Linked DNA regions of Homo sapiens: region 1 is linked to region 2. Evidence: read pairs that join two places in POLR2A ChIA-PET (ENCODE). Cell type or tissue: A673. All regions are shown on one strand. Links, peaks and the distances in the headings refer to the core of each region. The heading gives the core; the rest is flanking DNA. Region 1 has its middle 24 kb from the start of OR8B2. Region 2 holds the start of LOC124902778 (a long non-coding RNA gene).

What was found. Peaks named below come from ENCODE experiments on the same cell type or tissue, not always from the same donor. Only the 100,000 strongest peaks of a DNase experiment are listed, where the experiment ranks them.
Region 1: POLR2A ChIA-PET joins it to region 2 with 6 read pairs; 2 of 35 experiments call an interaction of 5 or more read pairs at or near these places.

What each region holds. Positions count from the first base shown.
Region 1 is chr11:124,356,565-124,363,689 of GRCh38, forward strand. It overlaps the pseudogene OR8B5P. Among named protein-coding and RNA genes, the nearest start is that of OR8B2, 24 kb to the right of the region's middle. In A673, for the core only: no CTCF peak of the experiment used is centred there; DNase peaks (open chromatin) are centred at 3,237 and 3,797; H3K27ac peaks cover 2,461 bases.
Region 2 is chr11:124,152,562-124,159,686 of GRCh38, forward strand. LOC124902778 (a long non-coding RNA gene) reads left to right here and starts at 4,396. Exons shown (of 2, transcript XR_007062930.1): 1 at 4,396-4,490; 2 at 4,754-4,925. It also overlaps the pseudogene OR10D1P. In A673, for the core only: no CTCF peak of the experiment used is centred there; no DNase peak of the experiment used is centred there.

The sequences.
Region 1 (7,125 bases), core at 2,522-5,021, 200 kb after region 2:
TTTTCTCTCCTATGCCTCTATTCTCTGAGTTATAAACACCAGAAAATATTTCAATATACTTTTTGATTTTGTAAAATACATCAACTCCCTACTTGAGCCAATCAATTCGCAACTACCCCAGCTTAATAGATCTCCACTTTCACAATTTCACCCAAAAACACAATTTCCCAGAACAAAAAACTAAAGCAACAACCATCCTGAGATTATTTATCATCTAGAAACAAAGTGCACTCAACTGTCCAAAAGAAATGTTTTCTCATATAGTATCTCGTGTTTAATAAGTGAAATAATAAAGCATACCAGAAAAAGTAGTAGACTTGAAATCAGGAGTCTATTAACTTATTTTTTTAGGCTTTTTTATAAAGAAATTGTGTGACTTTAAGGGAATCATTAGCATCTCTTAGTTTCAGCACCTCATAGATGCAATCAGTGTATACTGGTGATCTATATAAGCTATTTGGGGTATACCAAGGTAAACGTAAAATTAATGCCAAAAGAAGCTTCATGTGTAGTATTTAAAACTGCAAAGTGGGCTGTATTTGTTAAGTCTTGTTGAACCTTGTCTGTCTGGAAAACGCTGACGTTTAAAGGATGCATGATGCTGCCCAGTGGAGGATGGAAAGACGAGTAGAGACAGGTTGTCAGGCTCTTACATGCAGCGGAACATTGTTATCCTAATTTTACTTTACTTGATCATTTGAAAAACCAATCATCTTTTCTAGAAGAAAAAAGGAAGTCCATAATGACAATGGAAAAAGAGAAAAACTTTCTTTATTATTACACAGGAAAAATGATGAAAAGGGGAAAGATGTGCAAAGGGTGAGGGGAAAAATCTACTATAAAAAATTGGAGACAAATTGACAGGATGATACTCAACTAACCATCATCATGATAACAAATAGGAAAAATTATTTCCTCCTCAATTATTATAATAAAATACAGAGAATCCCCATCCTGTAACTACATACACAGAGAAATGTTGTTTATGGCAAAAACATTCTCCTACTCAGAGATTTTCCCATGGCAAATTTAACATCTTTCCTCCTTAAGCTGTAGATTAAGGAGCTCATCATGGGAAGCCCATTCATATAAAAAACAGAAGAGAATTTTCCCTCATCCATAGACCCAGCAGAAGATGGTTTGAGATACATAAATGCACTTAATCCAAAGAACAGAGAAACAGCAATTATGTGGGAACTGCAAGTGCTGAAGGCTTTGGACCTTCCCTCATTGGAACTGATGTGGAGGATCCTGGAGAGGATGTCACCATAAGAGATAAAGACGGTGACAGTGGGCACAATGGTATTGATGCCTGCCACAATGAAAACCACCAGTTCATTGATGTAGGTGCTGGTGCAGGAGAGCTGGAACACAGGGAGGATGTCACGGAAGTAATGATTGATGGTGTTTGCATCACAGGTCAGCCTCAGCATGCATCCAGTGTGGGCCATGGCCCCAGAAAAGGATAGGAAGTAGGAACCAAGCATAAGGCTGAAACACACTTTAGGGGACATGGCAATGTGATAAAGAAGTGGGTAACAGATGGCCACACAGCAATCATAGGCCATTGACGTCAGCATATAACATTCAGAAATAAATTAAAAAAAAAAAAAAACAGAAAAAGAAAAAGAAAAGCTAGATCATGCAAACCATGTAGGAGATAACATTCTCCTCTGAAATACACTTCCTCGGAAGTTGGAGTATAAACACAGAAGAATAACAGAGGTCTGTGAAGAACAATTTAGAAAGGAAAAAGTACTTGGGAGTGTGAAGACGTGAATTTCGCATAGTTAGAATTACCAAGACAAAGTTTCTTATCACAGTGACAACATACATTACAAGAAACATGAAGAACAGAGGGAGTTAAAGATCTGGCTAGTCTGTTAACCCCACCAGAATGAATTCATTCATCAAAGAGCCATTTCCAGGAGCCATTCTACTCTAAGGGAATCTATGGACACAGGAGAAAAGGGTTGCATAAGAGGACAACCCAGAACTTCCCATGGTGTTTTCTCCCACACCTTGGAATATTGTTGAGATTGTCTGAAACTAGACTGATGTGGACCCACAGAATCTGCCTTTACCACTACTATGTTACTGAGTGACATTGACTTACCCATGGTAGAATCTTACTAAACCAGATATAGCACCAACTTAGCCTATGGAGTGAAGGCTGGTTCTCCCATATGCAAACGTAACTCTTAAGAAGTGATAGAATAAGGGAGAAAAAGGATGAATGGGGACAGAATCATCCTTCCCTCATCTCATTATTTCTTCATTCACTTGAGTCCTCCCTCACCGTTAAAATTGGAAGCAGAGACCTTTGCGACCTGGTGCCCATCTCCAATGCAGATTAGACTGTGGTGTGGGAGGGAGAAAGAATCTTGTTTCTAATACACAGGTAGGGGAACCAAGTCTAGAAAAGGTTATATTACTACTCCAAGTCACAGAAAAAGCCATAAATCTAGAAGAGGTAGATTTTCATTCATGGAGAGGGAATTACTGACCAAAATACCGCATCCACCGCTTTCTCTGTTTTCTCTGAACATTCCCAGCTCCCACTTTAAATAGATTCTTACATCAGTTGCACTTGAATCTCAAGACTGACAAGGTGTAAAATAAAAGGCAATATGTTATATCCCTGTAATTCCGTTTCAAAGCAAGACAGTAATATAAATAGAATTCAGAAATACACCCTCTCATGCCAGACAACCTTGGTGCGTACTGTTGATTACTTACCCAGTGGTCCTGGAAGGGCAATTTCAGGGTCTGAGGCTTTGGGTTTTTTGCTTCTAAGAAGGTGCAGCCCAAACTCTATTTCCAGTATGTTCTGAAATTTTTTCTGAACTACAGATCATCTAATTTATTATTATTGCTTTGAATCCTCTCAAGCATCAGAAAAAATAAAGTCTTTATTGTTATCATATATGCCATTTAATGAGACACCAGAAGACTTACTATGAGTTTAATGATAATAATACAAGTTGTTCTAAAGAGGATAGAAGCTTGCTCAGTCTCTTCCCCAGGAAACAGATTTTAAGAGTAACAGGAAAACGGGGGAATTGTATTTCCACCCTGGACCATAATCTGCCTTTAGTTCCTTAGAGACTCAATATTTTACTCAAGTTTTCTTTTCACTCTGGGGATTGTACATCAGCCATGCAGAGCCAGAAATAAGCTTCAGTTTCTCAGTCAGCAAGATGGTGCAACAGGAAGCCCTAGATCCTCCTTTCCCCATGAACAAAGTAATTCTACAACAATTCATGGACAGATTCTATTTGTGACACTTCTCAACCTAGTTATAATGTTCCTACACCCCAGTCTAGCATAAAACCAGCCACATGGAATCTGGTAGGAACATTTGCATTATCCTTGTACCGTAATCTCTATTTCTGGCAGAGCATCATGCAATTGGAATAAAAGCTTCTCCTTGGGAAGGGCATTGGGGTACACCATGCATCCAGTGCCCCATATTTTCCACAGGTTATGCAGAGGACTGACTTCTATCTAGCCTGTCTCATAGCACTGACAGGACATAAGACATAGCATGCTCTGATCATTAAGGGCCAGTGAGAACAGAGTAGGCAATGTAGACAAAATAGCTCAGTACAGAGACAGAAAAGAAAGAAAGGGAGAGAGAGAGAAAGAAAGAAGGGGAAGAGGGAGGGAGGGAGAGAAATAGGGAGGGAAAAGGGAAGGAAGGAAGGAAGGGAGGGAGGGAGGGAGGGAGGGAGGGAGGGAGGGAGACCCTCCTAACTTCTCCCTGGAGAGGGAAAAAGATACACTGCACTCTTCCAATGCAGCCTGTCTCCAAGGTTCATCACAGATGCCAGCAGTTAAGGCAAACTCTAGCTCTCAGCATTTCCCTAAGGAGGGAAAGAGGTGTATCAGAAGTCAGGCTACCTGAGCAAATAGCTTCTGCCTCACTTGTTTCAGGGTGCTGACTGGATCTTGCACTCTCTGGACAACTGGTAGTTACTAAGAACAAAGGTGTCTGGTGTATTCTACCAAACATTTAAAGAATTAATGCCAATTCTTCTCAAACTCTTTCAATAAATTGAAGACAAGGGAACACTTTCAAATTTAATTTATGAGATCAGCATTATCTTGATACCAAAGCCAGAAGAAAAATCACAGGAAAAGTCTTATCTCTTTTTTTCTTGGTTAATGTAACTAAGGATTTCTCAATTTTGTTTTTTTCATAAAACAAACTCTTATTTTTGTTGATTTTTTATTGTGTTTCTATTCTCTATTTGATTTATTTCTAGTCAAATCTTTGTTACTTCCTTCCTTCTTCTAATTTGGGGTTTAACACACCAACATATTGTGTTTTTTTCCTAGTTCCTTAAGGTTTAAGGTTATTTGAGATAGTTTCAATTTTTTAACATAGATGTTTATAGCTTTATACTTCCTTCTTAGCACTGCTTTTGCTGCAACTTGTAAGTTTTGTTATGTTGTATTTTTGTTTTTGTGTGTCTAGATATATTTTTTAAAATTTCTTTTTGATTTCCTCTCTGACTCAATGTTTGCTCAATGTGGAAATGTTTAGTTTCCACGTATTCCTGAATTTTCCCATGTACCTGCTATTATTGATCTCTAGTTTCATTCCTTTGTGGTCATAAAAGATATTTGAAATGATTTTAATCTTCTTAAATTTGTCCAGATTTATTTATGACCTGAAATGTGATCTATCCTGGAGAATTTTTTACTTGCCCTTGAGAAGAATGTGTATTCTGTTGCTGAGTGAAAAGTTCTGAATATGTATGTATATATATTTGTTAACTCCATTTGGTCTATAACATTGTTAAGTTCTGCTGTGTTCTTATTAACTTTCGGCCTGGATGACCTACTCATTATAGAGAGTGAGGAATTGAAGTTTTCTGCTATTATCATATTCCTGTCTATTTCTCCGTTCATATCTGTCATTGTGTGCTTTCTATACTTAAGTGCTTTGATGTTGGGTGCATACATCTTTATAGCTGTTACATCTTCTTGTTGAATAAAGTCTTTTATCATTATATAATGACCTTATTGACTCTTTTGACACATTTTACTGAAGGCTATTTTGTCTGATATGTTCTTTTTTGGTCATCACTGAATAAACTATTTTCCTCCACTGCTTTATTTTCAGGCTTCATGTGTTCTTAAATCTAAAGTGAGTCTCTTGTAGATGGCATATAATATGATCTTTTTTTAAATCCACATAGCCACTACATATCTTTTGATTTAGAAGTTTAGTCCATTTACATACATATAAAGTAATAACTCATAGGTAAGGACTTATTCTTGCCATTTTTAAATGGATTCTAACCAGTCTTAGCTGGTCTGGTTACAAAGGAAACTTTTTCTCACAAGCATCCTGTTTCTTAAAGATAGGCATGTAATTGCTTTTTTAAATCCATCTAGCCACTCTGTTTGATTTGGGAATTTAGTTCATTTACATTAATTATTGATAGATTAGGACATACTCTTTCTTGCTTTTGTTTATTGTTTTCTGTCCATTCTGTGTTTCTCTTGTTTCTCTCTTCTTCTGTGTTTCTTTGAGATTTGATATTTTGTAGTGATGTGCTTTGATTATTTTAATTTTTTATGAATCTACTGTATATTTTACAGGGCTCTCATCAAACATTTTATAGTTACTGCAGTCTGTTTTAAGCTAATAGCAACTTGAATTGCATGCATACTCTATACTTTGCCATCCCCCACACACAAACACTATGTTATTGCCATCAGATTTTATTTCTTTCTATGTTGTGTTTGCATGAAGAACTGTATGTTGTTATAGCTATTCTTACTACTTGTGTCTTCTATTTTATATAGTGTTAAAAGTGATTTACATGCCACCATTAAAGTTTTACAATACTTTTTCTTTCTTTATATTTGTATTTAGCAGTTAGATTTTTACTTTGTTTATCATCATTTTCTTTCAACTTGAAGAATATTTAGCACTCTTTGGCAGGTGTAGTGGTGACAGACTCCCTCAGTTTTTGTTTGTTAGAAGGTATCTCCAATTCATCATTAAAGGACAACTTCCCTGAGTAAGTCATTCTTTGTTAATATTTTCTTTGACTATATCATCCAGCTCTCTCTTAACCTGCAAAGTTTCTATTAAGAAAATTGCCAGTAGTCTTGTGGAGCCCTCCTTGAAAGTGACAAATGACTTTCTCTTGCTTTTTTCAAAATTCTTTGCCTTTGATTTTTTAAATTTTCTTTTATCTTAAGTTCAGGGATACATGTGCAATATTGTCAAGTTTGTTACATAGGTAAACATGTGCCATGGTGATTTGCTGCACCTATCAGGAAACAACAGATGCTGGAGAGGACGTGGAGAAATAGGAAGGCTTTTACACTGCTGGTGGGAGTGTAAATTAGTTCAACCATTGTGGAAGACAGTGTGATGATTCCTCAAGGATCTAGAACCAGAAATAACATTTGACCCAGCAATCCCATTACAGGGTATATACTCAAAGGATTATAAATCATTCTACTATAAAGACACATGCACACATATGTTTATTGCGGCACTATGCACAATAGCAAAGACTTGGAACCAACACAAATGCCCATCAATAATAGACTAGATAAAGAAAATGTGGTACATATACACCATGGAATACTATGCAGCCATAAAAAAGCATGAGCTCATGTCCTTTGCAGGGACATGGATGAAGGTGGAAACCATCATTCTCAGCAAACTAACAGAAGAACAGAAAACCAAAACCCACATGTTCTCACTCATAAGTGGGAGTTGAACAATGAGAACACATGGACACAGGGAGGGGAACATCACACACTGGGGCCTGTCACGGGGTGTGGGGCTAGGAGAGGGATAGCATTAGGTGAAATACCTAATGTAGATGATGGGTTGATAGGTGCAGCAAACCACCATGGCACCTGTATGCCTATGGAACAAACCTGCATGTTCTGCACATGAACCCCAGAACTTAACGTATAATAAAAAAATCAAGTATATTGATACTGGGGTCAGGGGATGAGATATGAATGCTGTTTTAAAATCAAGAGTCAGGGATTTAGCAATGCCTAACATCTAAAAAAAAAAAAAAAGTCAGCAAACCACGTGATAAGTTTCACAATTACTAAATATTGAGTGGAGACTTTAAAAAT
Region 2 (7,125 bases), core at 2,934-5,433:
TCAATAGTTTCTGAAGCTCCAAGAACTGATAGTTGGTTCCAAATGGACTTAATATTGATTGAGACACCAAATACTTTCAGGCTCACATTTCCATTGAGAGATGGAAACTAGTGATTCATTTTAGACATCAAACTGCTCCATCTGATTCCAAGGACTGGTCCAGTGTTCTAGCCTGTTATGGTTACCTGACTTATATCCCAACAGGTTACAGGCTTTGAAAGTGGGAGTGGGATCAGATAGAAGCATGAAAATTTGTTTAGGAATTAGTGATGACTGAGGATTTCAAATCACTCAAGAGCGTTTCCAAGGATTCAAGTCCCTGATATTGCTTTCATTTCCATCTCTCCCCAATAAAAATGCAGAATATTTTCAGTTCTATATTCCCCCACTAGGTGGGTCACACCTCATCCATAGAAACCATCAAATTTTTAGGATGCCAAGAACTTTTCCACCAGGAAAAAAAAAATGATAGGAAGGGAAGAAGAACAAAAGGAAGAAAAGAAAATAGCAGCTTCAGATATGTGTCACCCAGTAAATAGCCATTATTATACTCCTTTCCATTTTTGGGCTTACAGCCTAATTCTTCTCCACTGGGTTATCGCAGATAAAGGAAGAAACATGATTGACAATTCACCGCAGACCCTTATCCTGCCAAGAAACAACAAAGCACCTGTCATTGGATCAAGAATGCCTAGACTTAAGCTTGCTATTCATAAATAGAAAATTTTGCTGAAGGATTAGTTGATGAATCAGTTGTTGCTAGACTATGTCATGACTTACTTGAATACCTGGAGCAGGAAAAAAAAAGGAATTAAATTAAGCAGACTAAAACAAAGATGATGCAAATATAATGCAAATTTCCTCACAAGTAGTAAACTTTCCAGTGGGATTTTTTTTCCCTAGGAAACAGAACATGAGCTAAATAAGTGTCTCTCTGTCTCTGTTTGTTCCTCTGATGCTTTATCTTATGATGATGATGATTATTATTATTATTATTGAGACAGACTCTCACGCTGTCACCCAGGCTGGAGTGCAGTGGTATGATCTCGGCTCACTGCAACCTCTGCTCCCCTAGTTTAAGCAATTTTCCGACCTCAGCCTCCGAGTTGCTGGCATTACAGGCATGTGCCACCATGCCAGGCTATTTTTTGCATTTTTAGTAGAGATGGGGTTTCACCATGTTGGCCAGGCTGGTCTGGAACTCCTGGCCTCAAGTGATCTACCTGCCTCCGCCTCCCAAAGTGCTGGGATTACAGGCATGAGCCACCGTGCCCAGCCTATCTCATTATATTTTGATGCCATAATCTTGTCAAGGAATCCAGGATAAAAACAGTAATAACCATAAGGTTATATAGAAGGCTTAACCAAATATTCAAATGAATCTATTAATAATTCATCTCTCATCCAGAGACAGCTGCTTTCTGTATGGTGTCACTTTGGGAAGCAGTGATGATGTAGTGGAAAGAGAGCTAAACCTGGGAATGCCTGCTCTTCTACTGTCTAACTTTAGAAAAGCCAGAATTGCTCTGAGGTTTAACGTCCTTATTTGTAAAGTGGAGTTAAGAAAACCCACCTGACACAGCTCTTAAGAATTAATTAAAACTACAGAAAAGTGTATTGGAAAACTAGAACAACTACAAATGTTAGGTGGTATTAGTTATTAACGAGTATTTGAAAATCAAAATTAGTGATAAACTTATTTGTCTTCATAACACAAAGGGAGAAGTCATATTATTCTGGATTTGAGATACAACCCCATCATTAACCAACTCTGTTACCTTAGTTATGTTGATTAAACTCTTTGAGATTAAGCTTTCTACTATAAAAAAATAGATAGAAATACATTTTTGGTAAATATTGAAAGATATTAAATACAGAGCCCTCATCACAATTCCAGTATATAGCAAATCCACAGAAAATGTTAGCTATTATTAAAAATGTGATGTACTTACTAAGACATCCCAACAAACTGTGTCCACCCTCTGAGACCCTATCTGAGCAGTATCTGTACACGCTCCACAACCTGCTTTTCTCTTCTTTTAAAAATGCTTCAGCAACAGCTTTGGTATTACAATGGTAATAGTTTTGTAAACTTTGTAACTACTTTTGTAACTACTATGGACATATTCATAATTGCTTTTGCTTTAGGGGTTAGCTGAATTATCATCATTAATTTAAAGCTCCACTTTTATTGTGTTAGGTCAGTATCTTTGAAAAATTTTATGGTGGAAATAAAATCAAATAATTTTATACTAAGAAAAAACTTTAAGTTTTTTGAATTTATGTTATTCATTCAAATTGAGAATATCCTTAATGGTATACCTGAAAGATGGTTCTCTTTACCTCTTCTTGAATACTTCCAGTGATGAGATCATTACATCAAAAGGTTGCTTATTTCATTGATGTACATTTTCTAATAATTAAACAATTCCTTTTTACATTGAAAATAAATCTATCTTTCTACTATATCTGCCCATGATTCTTGAGTCTGTGTAAAATAACTCATATTGAGTCTACCCACCAGCTTTGCAAGCATTTGAAGACCACATTAAATCTCTCTTTCTCTTCTTTTGGTGCAAGACTCAAATCTCTGTAACTCAGCATAGCCTAGTGCTGAAAAGAATTGGCTTTGAGATTACAGTCTCAGCTCATTTACTTTCTAGTTGTGTAATCTCTAGATTATTTAATCTGTTTTTCAGTTTCTTTGTCAAATAATACCGTCTACTTTATAAAGTTTCATTTGGAGATTAAATGTAACAACGAATTAAACAAATTAGCATGACAGTTTATGGTAAGTGCTTACAGTGGATTGTTAATTAACTAATGGCATTTTAGTTTATTGTTTTTTGGTTTATAGCTCCTCTATTTATACTAGTCATCTTCCCAGCAATGTGTGCAGTATGTGAGACTGTTATTCTTTAGGAGTAATGACCTGAAGATACATCATGATAGTAGATGCATAATAAATATCTACTGATTAGGCTTCTGTCTTGAATAGTGATGTTTATTAGATATAGCCATATAGTCACAGGCATGTATAGACAATTTCAAAAGTGATGAGGCAAATGGTAACACGAACTATCATGAGATCGTGAGCTTATGATATTGAGCTGAATTGGAGCAAAGACTTGAAGGTGTAAAAGACAACTAAACAAAGGGATAGCAATGCAAACGATCTAATGTTAAAACTGGTGTTTTTCTACTATGCAAACAGTCTTGGGGGAACATATTTCCCACTTTAGAGCATCCCTTTCCAATGATATTATTACTGTTATCTCGTGATTGGGTGATGAATGTTATTGACAAACTAATTGCTCCCTCAGAAGTATCACTGAGTCCCAAGTAGGGCTTAAGGGGATCTGAGAAGAACTTTCAAGAAAGCAGTCCAGAGAGAGTGAGTGTGTACAGGTCTTGATTGTACAAATCCTATGAGACTTGATTCTTTATAAATAGGAGAATTAAGGCTCCTTTGGCTGGAGCACATTGTGCTCTGCTGAGAAAAAGTAAATGTGAGATCTTGTTATAACAGTTGGAAAACTTGACTATATTCTCAGGTGGACTGTGTGAGTGTTCAAACTTCTACCCATGTCTCATTGTTAGCCTCTTCCCCTCACACACTAATGGGTTCACACATTGAGAATTTCCTGGTCTTTGGTGACTTCTTCCTGAAATGGACTTAAAAATCAAATTATGGAATCACAGTATATCATGGTGTCTGATCATTGGCAAAACCAGATTCTCTCTTTCTTGCCTTTGCTGACCAAGGAGATGAAAGCTCACAGGAATCTGCGCTGCTCAGAGAGACGATTCAGGTGTGGCTAGAATTAATAACACGGGGCAGACTGCAGAAGCATTTCTTCCCCAGAATGTCACTGTTTCTATATTGTCTTTACTTTTGCCCAGTTCTTGGGTAATATGTGGGTGACTCATTCTGGCTTGGTCGCTCTCTTTAGAGATGCTTTTCCATGACACTTGCCACAGCTTATGATTGGGATCCCCATGTTGAACGTGGCTCTGCAACTTGAAAGCTCCTGTATTGGAGCTGATACTAAGATCTAGTGTTAAAGGGATAGAAAACACCTGTTATGTGATCTCTAAAACTAAATGAAGTATTTATCAAGTGGGCTCTAAAGTCAAGACTGGAAACGACCAGGAGGAAATAGGACATGAAGACTTTTCCTACCATAATATAAAGCAATGATGTCAATGCATCTGGAAAGCGTGTCATTGCCGAGCAATGGGACAGGCTGTCTTAGAAAGCAGAGGCAAACAGAAGGCACAATTTCCTAATGATTGAGGGCACAGGAAATGGAATTAAACCAATCTGTCACATACTAGCTTTTCAAGCTTGAGAAATTTGCTTGATTTTTCTAAGCTTCACCTTCCTATCTATAGATAAGAACAGTAATAATAATAGTAATTTCTTTTTATAGGTATGCTTCAAAAATAAACAGCAAATTTTAAAATGCTGAGCCTGTCCTTGGAACACAGTAAGTATTCATTAAATGGTGTGAGTGTGTGCGTGTGTGTGTGTGTGTGTGTGTGTGTGTGTGTGTGTTACCATTATTATTACTAAGTGAGTAATGAGAGATCCCTGAATCTTTCAGGCATTATACCCTGCTCCTGACTTACATAACCTACCTCATTAGTGCTGTTCTTTGCCTTTCTTTACATGGATCACTGTATTTCTTACTTCATTATGGTAACATGAATTGGATGCTTTCCTTGCTGATACTGTTTCTCAATATTTCAGTCATCTTAAGTCAGCTTAGAAATGACTATAAGAACAAGAAGAACCAGAACAGCCTCTCTTATTAGAGTTAAAGATCTTCGACCTTTCAAGTCCAGAAAGATGTAATCTGAAGAGTATGTAATCTTAAATCTATTCAACAATGTTATTTAATAAAATATTTTTTTGCAAATAATTACAGGATATGCACATTAAAGGAAAGTGCTTAAAGAATTAAGTTTAAGATATATAAAATAGAGGGAACTAAGCTATGAAGATGCAAAGGCATAGGAATGATACAATGGACTTTGTGGACTTGGGGGAAAGAGTGGGAGGGGGCAAGGGGTAAAAGACTACAAATATGGTGCAGTGTATACTGCTCAGGTCATGGGTGCACCAAAATCTCACAAATCACCACTAAATAACGTACTTATGTAGCTAAATACTACCTGTACCCCAATAACTTATGGAAAAAGAGAAAAAAACCTTTCATTATAGTTCATAGTTTTGCCAGACATTTTAGCAGATACTTCATAAACTTTACTATAATACTAGGATATTTGTGTTACCGATGTTGTTATAATAAGTATGATTTCCATTTGGCAGATGATGAAACTAAGTCTATGAAAGACGTCATGTAAATTGTTTTAACAAGTATAGCTAATAAATGGAAAGGCCAGGATTCATATTAAGTTTTCTGGTTTCTAACCTAATTATTTTTCTGTTACATTGCAGAGGGCAATGAATAGTGGAAGTTTCTTATGTAAAGACATCACAAGAGTTCAAATAGTAAATATGCTCAAAAAGAATAAATCCATGGTACATAGGCTTCTAACTTAAGCTAAAGTGTTTTAAATATGCCTCTAAACTTCTCATCCTGTAGAAGACAAGAATCTGCCTTTACAAAGCATCCCTTCCATGAGTCGAATAGACTGACTCTAAAATAGGCATTTCCTTATTATCTGATTTTTTTTTACATGGATCTCTCTCTTGCCTTTCATAAGAAGGCAGGTTGTTCCTTGTTAAAAACATAGCCAAAGCACTCATCAGCAAAAAGCTTGAGAACTTGACATTGGTGTTTAGACTTTGGTGTCTTGGGTACCTTTTCAAGGTTGGATGTTTTCACAGCCATGAGGAATTTCTCGGTGGTGTCCGAATTCATCCTGCTGGGCATCCCTCACACGGAGGGTCTGGAGACTATTCTGTTGGTCCTGTTTTTGTCCTTCTACATCTTCACCCTTATGGGGAACCTGCTCATCTTGCTGGCTATTGTCTCCTCTGCTCGGCTTCACACGCCCATGTACTTCTTCCTGTGCAAGCTGTCTGTTTTTGACCTATTTTTCCCTTCTGTGAGTTCCCCTAAGATGCTGTGCTATCTTTCAGGGAACAGCCGAGCCATCTCCTATGCAGGCTGTGCATCCCAGCTCTTCTTCTACCATTTCCTGGGCTGCACTGAGTGTTTCCTGTACACGGTGATGGCCTACGACCGCTTTGTTGCCATTTGTCACCCTCTACGCTACACCATAATCATGAGCCACAGAGCATGTATCATCCTAGCCATGGGGACCTCATTCTTTGGCTGCATTCAGGCCACCTTTCTGACCACTCTCACCTTCCAATTGCCTTACTGTGTCCCCAATGAGGTGGACTATTATTTCTGTGATATCCCAGTCATGCTGAAGCTGGCTTGTGCAGATACCTCAGCCCTGGAGATGGTGGGGTTCATCAGTGTGGGCCTCATGCCCCTCAGCTGTTTCCTTCTCATCCTCACCTCCTACAGTGGCATCGTCTTCTCCATCTTGTAGATCTGCTCTGCCGAGGGCCGACGCCGTGCCTTCTCCACCTGCAGCGCCCACCTCACCGCCATCCTGCTTTTTTACATGCCAGTGGTCCTCATTTACCTGAGGCCTACCCACAGCCTGTGGTTGGATGCAACTGTTCAAATTCTGAATAACCTGGTCACCCCCATGCTGAACCCCTTAATCTACAGTCTCAGGAATAAGGAGGTGAAATTATCACTAAGGAAGGTCTTATATCAGCTGGGCTTCCTTCCTGAGCAGTTGTAGAGAGAAATAAGTAACTAGCGCTTCAACCACACTTCATAGCTTATAACCATTTTTATTTAGTTGTCACACATATTTTTGAAATTGAGGGCACAGGTATTATTATTTCCATTTTACAGTGTGGAGACTAAAACTCAAAGTAACTTGTCCAAGGACATGTAAGCTGTGAATGGCAGAATGAGGACTCTAGAGCTGGTTTTGTGACTCTGGGGCCTGTGCTCTTTTGAGGAAATCATACTGCTTGAGAGGGAGGGAGAGAGAGAGAGAGAGATTGAGAGAAACTCTTCTCAGTAGGCAGAACAGCTTGGAGCTTCTGCTTCTCAATCTGTATTT